Linked DNA regions of Homo sapiens: region 1 is linked to region 2. Evidence: chromatin loops called from intact Hi-C (ENCODE). Cell type or tissue: endothelial cell of umbilical vein. All regions are shown on one strand. Links, peaks and the distances in the headings refer to the core of each region. The heading gives the core; the rest is flanking DNA.

The links. Peaks named below come from ENCODE experiments on the same cell type or tissue, not always from the same donor. Only the 100,000 strongest peaks of a DNase experiment are listed, where the experiment ranks them.
Region 1: a loop joins it to region 2, with 4 times the contacts of the local background. A loop is called at or near these places in 6 of 110 quality-filtered maps.

The regions. Positions count from the first base shown.
Region 1 is chr9:99,161,628-99,164,551 of GRCh38, reverse strand. No RefSeq gene overlaps it. Among named protein-coding and RNA genes, the nearest start is that of TGFBR1, 58 kb to the right of the region's middle. In endothelial cell of umbilical vein, for the core only: a CTCF peak has its summit at 1,568; a DNase peak (open chromatin) is centred at 1,541.
Region 2 is chr9:100,215,152-100,218,075 of GRCh38, reverse strand. The region is part of intron 3 of INVS (inversin); the gene reads right to left. Among named protein-coding and RNA genes, the nearest start is that of INVS, 120 kb to the right of the region's middle. In endothelial cell of umbilical vein, for the core only: a CTCF peak has its summit at 1,692 (motif pointing right); a DNase peak (open chromatin) is centred at 1,695.

The sequences.
Region 1 (2,924 bases), core at 328-2,827, 1.1 Mb after region 2:
ATACAAAAATTAGCCAGGTGTGGTACCACGTGCTTGTAATCCCAGCTACCCAGGAGGCTGAGGCAGAAGAATCACTTGAACCTGGGAAGTGAAGGTTGCAGTTAGCTGAGACTGCACCACTGCACTGCAGCCTGGGTGACAGAGTGAGACTGTCTCAGAAAAGAAAAAAGAAAAAAAACTCCAATGGAATATGAATTTGAGCTGAAATTATACTCCAGCAATGCAAGGAAAGTTTATCACGTGTGCACTCGAATGTAAAAATTACTCACGGAAGTACTTGTGCAAAACAAAGGGAATGAAAGAATGAGATTTCAAAAAAATGAGACTGAAGCAAATAAAAAACAATGATACCTGAATAAAAGTGAGGAAAGTAAAAACTACATTAAAAGACCAAGATTTGAATGTTGACAGCTGTGTGGCTGGTATTAAATACATGGAATATTCTTTCTTTCTCTATAGATTTTATCACACTTTTTTCTGCAGTGATTAATATTTGTATAACCACAATATGGTAAATGCTATTTTTATTTGGTTTAAGTATTCAAGCCTAGAAGACTTGGCTGTAGTTCCAGAACAGAATGTAAATGTTATGGGAGGCCGAGATGGGTGGATCATTTGAGGTCAGGAGTTCAAGACCAGCCTGGCCAACATGGTGAAACCCTGTCTCTACTAAAAATACAAAAATTAGCCCGGCGTGGTGGTGGGCTCCTGTAATCAGCTACTCGGGAGGCTGAGGCAGGAGAATTGCTTGAGCCTGGGAGGCGGAGGGTGCAGTGAGCCGAGATTGTGCCACTGCACTCCAGCCTGGCAACAGAGTGAGACCCTGTCTCAAAAAAGGAAAAGAAAAAAAAGAATGTAAAAGTTTTGTTATAAGCCATGAAAGTGGGAAGAATGGTGATCATATATATTGACGTGGAAGAACAAACACTATGTAAAGAAGCAAATGTAAGCTGCAGACTAACATGGTTAATATGACCTCATATATATATGTGCCATATATATGAGCATACAGATAAATAACAGTTATATATAAACATACAGATATATAACATTTACATATATAAACATGACAGATGTATAACATTTATATATAAACATACAGATATATAACATTTTTATATAGAGTCATATTATCCATATTGTTCTCTATTTATATATATAAATGTTATATATCTATATGTTTTATAACTATATGCATTTTTATGTGCATAGCAAAACACCTGGAAAACTTTCATTCACTTTTTACTTTCTACACTTCTGTAGCTTTTGAAACTTTACAACCATGAATAATTGTTATAATTAAAAATGTTAAATAATAGAATACTAGCTTGAAGATTTACCACATTTTTAGCTGGCGTAGGAGATATTGCTTTTGGTAAGGCCTCAAGAAAAACAGTCATTGATTTTGGTATGGCCTCAAGAAAAATAGTCTGATTGAGAACTACATTTAGTAGAACTCAATCTAAAACTAGGTAGAAACCTCAACTCTTTTCTAATATGAAAACAAAACAAACAAACCAAAACACTCCCGCAGACCAGAGACCAAAGAAAGATCAACACTGCCACCTATTGAGGATTTATTGGAGAACAGGCTAAGTTGAGTTTTTTTTAAATTGTGATTTTTAAACAGATTTTGAGATATTTTGAGATCTGCACAGACCTGAAATCTGGGTTATCTTCCACCAGGCACACGGATTCTTAGCCATAGAAGTAAGGAATCAGGAGCATACTGAGGGATGCTTGGGAAGGTATGAGTGACAGTTTAAGAAACAGACTCTGTTCAGCCTAGTAAAGAGCCTACCCAAAGGGACTTGGTCTCAGTTTCTTACTTGCTGTGCTACAGGACAAAGGCTGGGAGTGTGGGACCCTGGCAGACGAGTGGGGAGGAGATATGGGCCAACATATGTCACTCTGCTAGAAAGAATGTTTTAATTGTTACTTTCCAAAAATAAGATAATGTTCTGTGAAAACAGTGAAGGCACCCTGCTCACTGAATATATGTCAATAGAGAAGCACTGTGACCCTCCATCCTGGAAGTTACAGAAGAACATCAGCATTTCTGAGGAAGTTAGATTACAGTTAGATTATCTGCATGCACTCGTGTATTCAACCAAATACTTATTGATGCCCACTCTATGTTAAGTACTATGCAGGGCCCCTTCCACCCAGAGTCACAGATCCCATTCGACTGGCTTTTGGAATGACTCAAACATAGCCATGGCATGAGATAGTCCAGGAGGAATCAAGCTATATATTTGGTGAGCCATCCTAAACTCAGCCTGTATTTGGCAAGCACCGAATGTCTGTATCAAACTTAACCATGCTTAGGACACATTCTTTAAAAAGGTAGGCAGTGGCCGGGCGTGGTGGCTCACGCCTGTAATCCCAGCAGTTTAGGAGGCCGAGGCGGGCGGATCACAAGGTCAGGAGTTCGAGACCAGCCTGGCCAACATGGTGAAACCCCATCTCTACTAAAAATACAAAAATTAGCCGGGCGTGGTGGCAGGCGCCTGTAATCCCAGCTACTCAGGAGGCTGAGGCAGGAGAATCACTTTAACCTGGAAGGCAGAAGTTGCAGTGAGCCGAGATCTCACCACTGTACTCTGGCCTGGGTGAAAGAGTGAAACTCTGTCTCAAAAACAAACAAACAAATAAACAAACAAAAAACATAGGCAATGCGATCTGATGAACCAAACTCTTGTTCATTTTTAAAGGTTGACAATGAGACACCATCTCACACCAGTCAGAATGGCTCTTATTAAAAGTCAAAAAATAATAGATGGTGGGGAGGCTGCAGAGAAAAGGGAATCCTTGCACACTGCTGCTGGAAATATAAAGTTCCACCACTGTGGAAAGCAGTTTGGAGGTTTCTCAAAGAGCTTAAAACAGAACTACCATTCAACCCAGCAGTTCCATTACTCAGA
Region 2 (2,924 bases), core at 236-2,735:
ATATACCCAAAATACATTACTTAAAATTGAAATGGAAAAATAGAAACATGATTTATTAATTATAATTATAGCTATATAATTATGTATTTATAAACTCTCAAGGCATTTACTGTATTAATTTGTAAAAAGAATTACTATCCCTAGGAAGTATATAGGTCGCAAATATCAGTAATTTCATTATATCAAACTTTTCTGTAGTGGTTGCAGACACAAATGAGTTTTGGAAATACCACAATAGTGTTGGGAGAGGCAATCTGCCCTGGGCCTTGAATGTCCCTGAATGTACTTACTGGGTATGCCAAGAATGCAAAAGCTTGACTCCACTTTACTGGGACCATTTTCCAGAGTGGGGTTTGCAGTGAGCAATCTTGAGTGACGAGGTAATGTCACCCACCAGGGCAAAGAACAAGCAGGCTTGCTTACTACTCTATTTACTAAAAGCTGGAGATTCCCAAAATCTAGCACTCTTCAGATGTCATGCAAACCCACTGTGTGCTGGGCCCATCTGAGTCCTCCATATTGCCCCCATAATCCTTGGAGGGGAGGGAAACTCATGCAAACAGATAAGTACTCCTAGCTCCTAGCTATGCCATTAGTAATGACGCTTTTCGTCTCTGATGGGAGTCTTGTGTCTTCTGCCAGCATCTGCAGCTAACTTATTACCTTGTAAATAGGGTTAATTAAATGCCAGAACTGACAAGACAGTAAAAGATGATAGGATACTGACAGAGACATAGTTTTCCTTTCTTTCTTCCTTTTATTTTTTTGAGACAGAGTCTCACTCTGTCGCCCAGGCTGGAGTGCAGTGGCGCGATCTTGGCTCACTGCAACCTCTGCCTCCCGGGTTCAAGCAATTCTTGTGCCTCAGCCTCCCAAGTAGCTGGGATTATAGGTGTGTGCCCCCATGCCTGGCTAATTTTTATATTTTTGGTAGAGACGGGGTTTCACCATGTTGGCCAGGCTGGTCACAAACTCCTGACCTCAAGTGATCTACTCACCTCGGCCTCTCAACGTTCTGGGATTACAGGCATGAGCCACTGCACCCAGCTGGAGAGACATAGTTTTCTTGAAGAGTAAGGACAAGAACCCTAGAGGCCCATTCTCAGGTATCCTTAGGTTCAAGGGTGAGAAGACCCCCTGAGATCATGCCCAGGTGGTGGGCAAGGTTAAGGGGCGAGTGACCCCAGTATTCTCTCTGTTAATGAGTCTGAATGGTGAGAGGTGGGATTAAAGCAAGCCACCCAAATAGTGCCTTTGTTTTTGCTCACCTTCCTCTGGGCAGGCAAAAGAAGGAATGGTACATGACCACGGGGGCAGCAAGCTGAAAGACCATGTGGTTGCGGCTGCAGGGCCAAGAAATCTCCAAAACAGAAATAAATGGAGAGAACAATGAAGATTTTGCTATTTGACATGGATCTTTAGGTGGATTGAAAACATTAGAAGTTCATTTGGTTGAGACATGAGTGAGCAGGTGCTCAAAAGTGAATGTGAATGCAAAACCTTGCCTAATAGGACAGAGTCAACTGTTCTATGTATCTGATTCCTGCTTTAGCCTGACTTATTTGACATTGAGGACAAAGCACTGGGTATACAGGTGGCCACTGTCTGAAGCAAAGCTGCTGGCTTAATGGTCCCTTAAATGCCTTGGCCTGGTTTGCTGATGCTTTGGCTAAGTTAAAACCCGATGGTGTCCAGTAGGGGGCAGTAGCTGTCCAACCTCAATGACAGCTCCAGGAGACTGAGTGGTAATGACCAGTTAGCCCAATGGGCTGAAATGAAAAGCCATCACCCTTACCTTAGGCAATACTCCCAAAGACTAGCCGTATTTTTACTGATTCTTGGTCTGCTAACAGTACTGTAGTCACCTGGTCTGCCACTTGGAAGACTACAGTTGGTAAATTAAAGATATTCCTGTTTGGGGCCACAAACTACAAACAAATTGTGGCTGCCAATCAGACACTTTGGGTCACTCACATAGATACCCACAGTAACAGTAAGGGCCTGCTCTCTGATAAGACCGACTGAAATCAAGTCGCTGAACAAGTCTGTATTGCCTGGTCACTGGGATTTGCCACTAGGATCCATCACTGCACTAGATAAGGCAATGAACCCACCACAATAGAATGGATACAAAGTAAAAGGTATGTTTTTCATGCAGAAGATACCACTGCATACCAGACTTATGTATCTTGCCCAGTTGGCCTCCTTTTCTTGTGGTGAAGGAGTCCACATTACATGGAGGATTGCCCTTGCCCCTTCCCAGCAGGGACCTCTGTCACCTCCTCTTGGGCTCACCTCGTGCCTTTCCACCATAGACATTTTTCAGGTTATGGTGTTGCTGCTCCACCATATGGAGTTGCTGCTCCAATCTGATTAGCCTATTCAAGCTATAGCACTGAGGACCATGTTTTGGGGTTCCTAGACCTTCTATAGTCTGACCATGATATGCCTAACAATGAGCCAATAGTTAGGTACTTAATGGACATTCCATGCTTCCTACCATCCTCAGGTATCTGGAATTGTTGAGAGCTTGGAAAGGCCTTCTTGAAAATCAACTCAAAAATGTTTCTGGCTCCACCTCTCTTACCTCCTCCTGGTCCACACTCCTGTATGAAGCAGTTTGCTTACTAACTGTGGCCACCTTCAGAAAGGGTTCATTTCATCCTTGTAGCCTCCTGGGAAATAATCAGGACAAAAGGAGTGGGGGATTATATACATCTGTTTTGAAAATTTGGGATTCTGCCTGGCCCAACCCTGGTTATCTTGCTTCTTTCTTTTTCCCAAAAGCAATCTCAGGATGGTTTGTTTCATATATCCCTTGGGTGGCAGCCAGCCAAAAGGGGGCTTAGAGATTCAAGCTTAATTTGGGTTTACCCACCTGGATTCATTTTGTTCAACTGATAAGGTCCCAGATCATAAATATC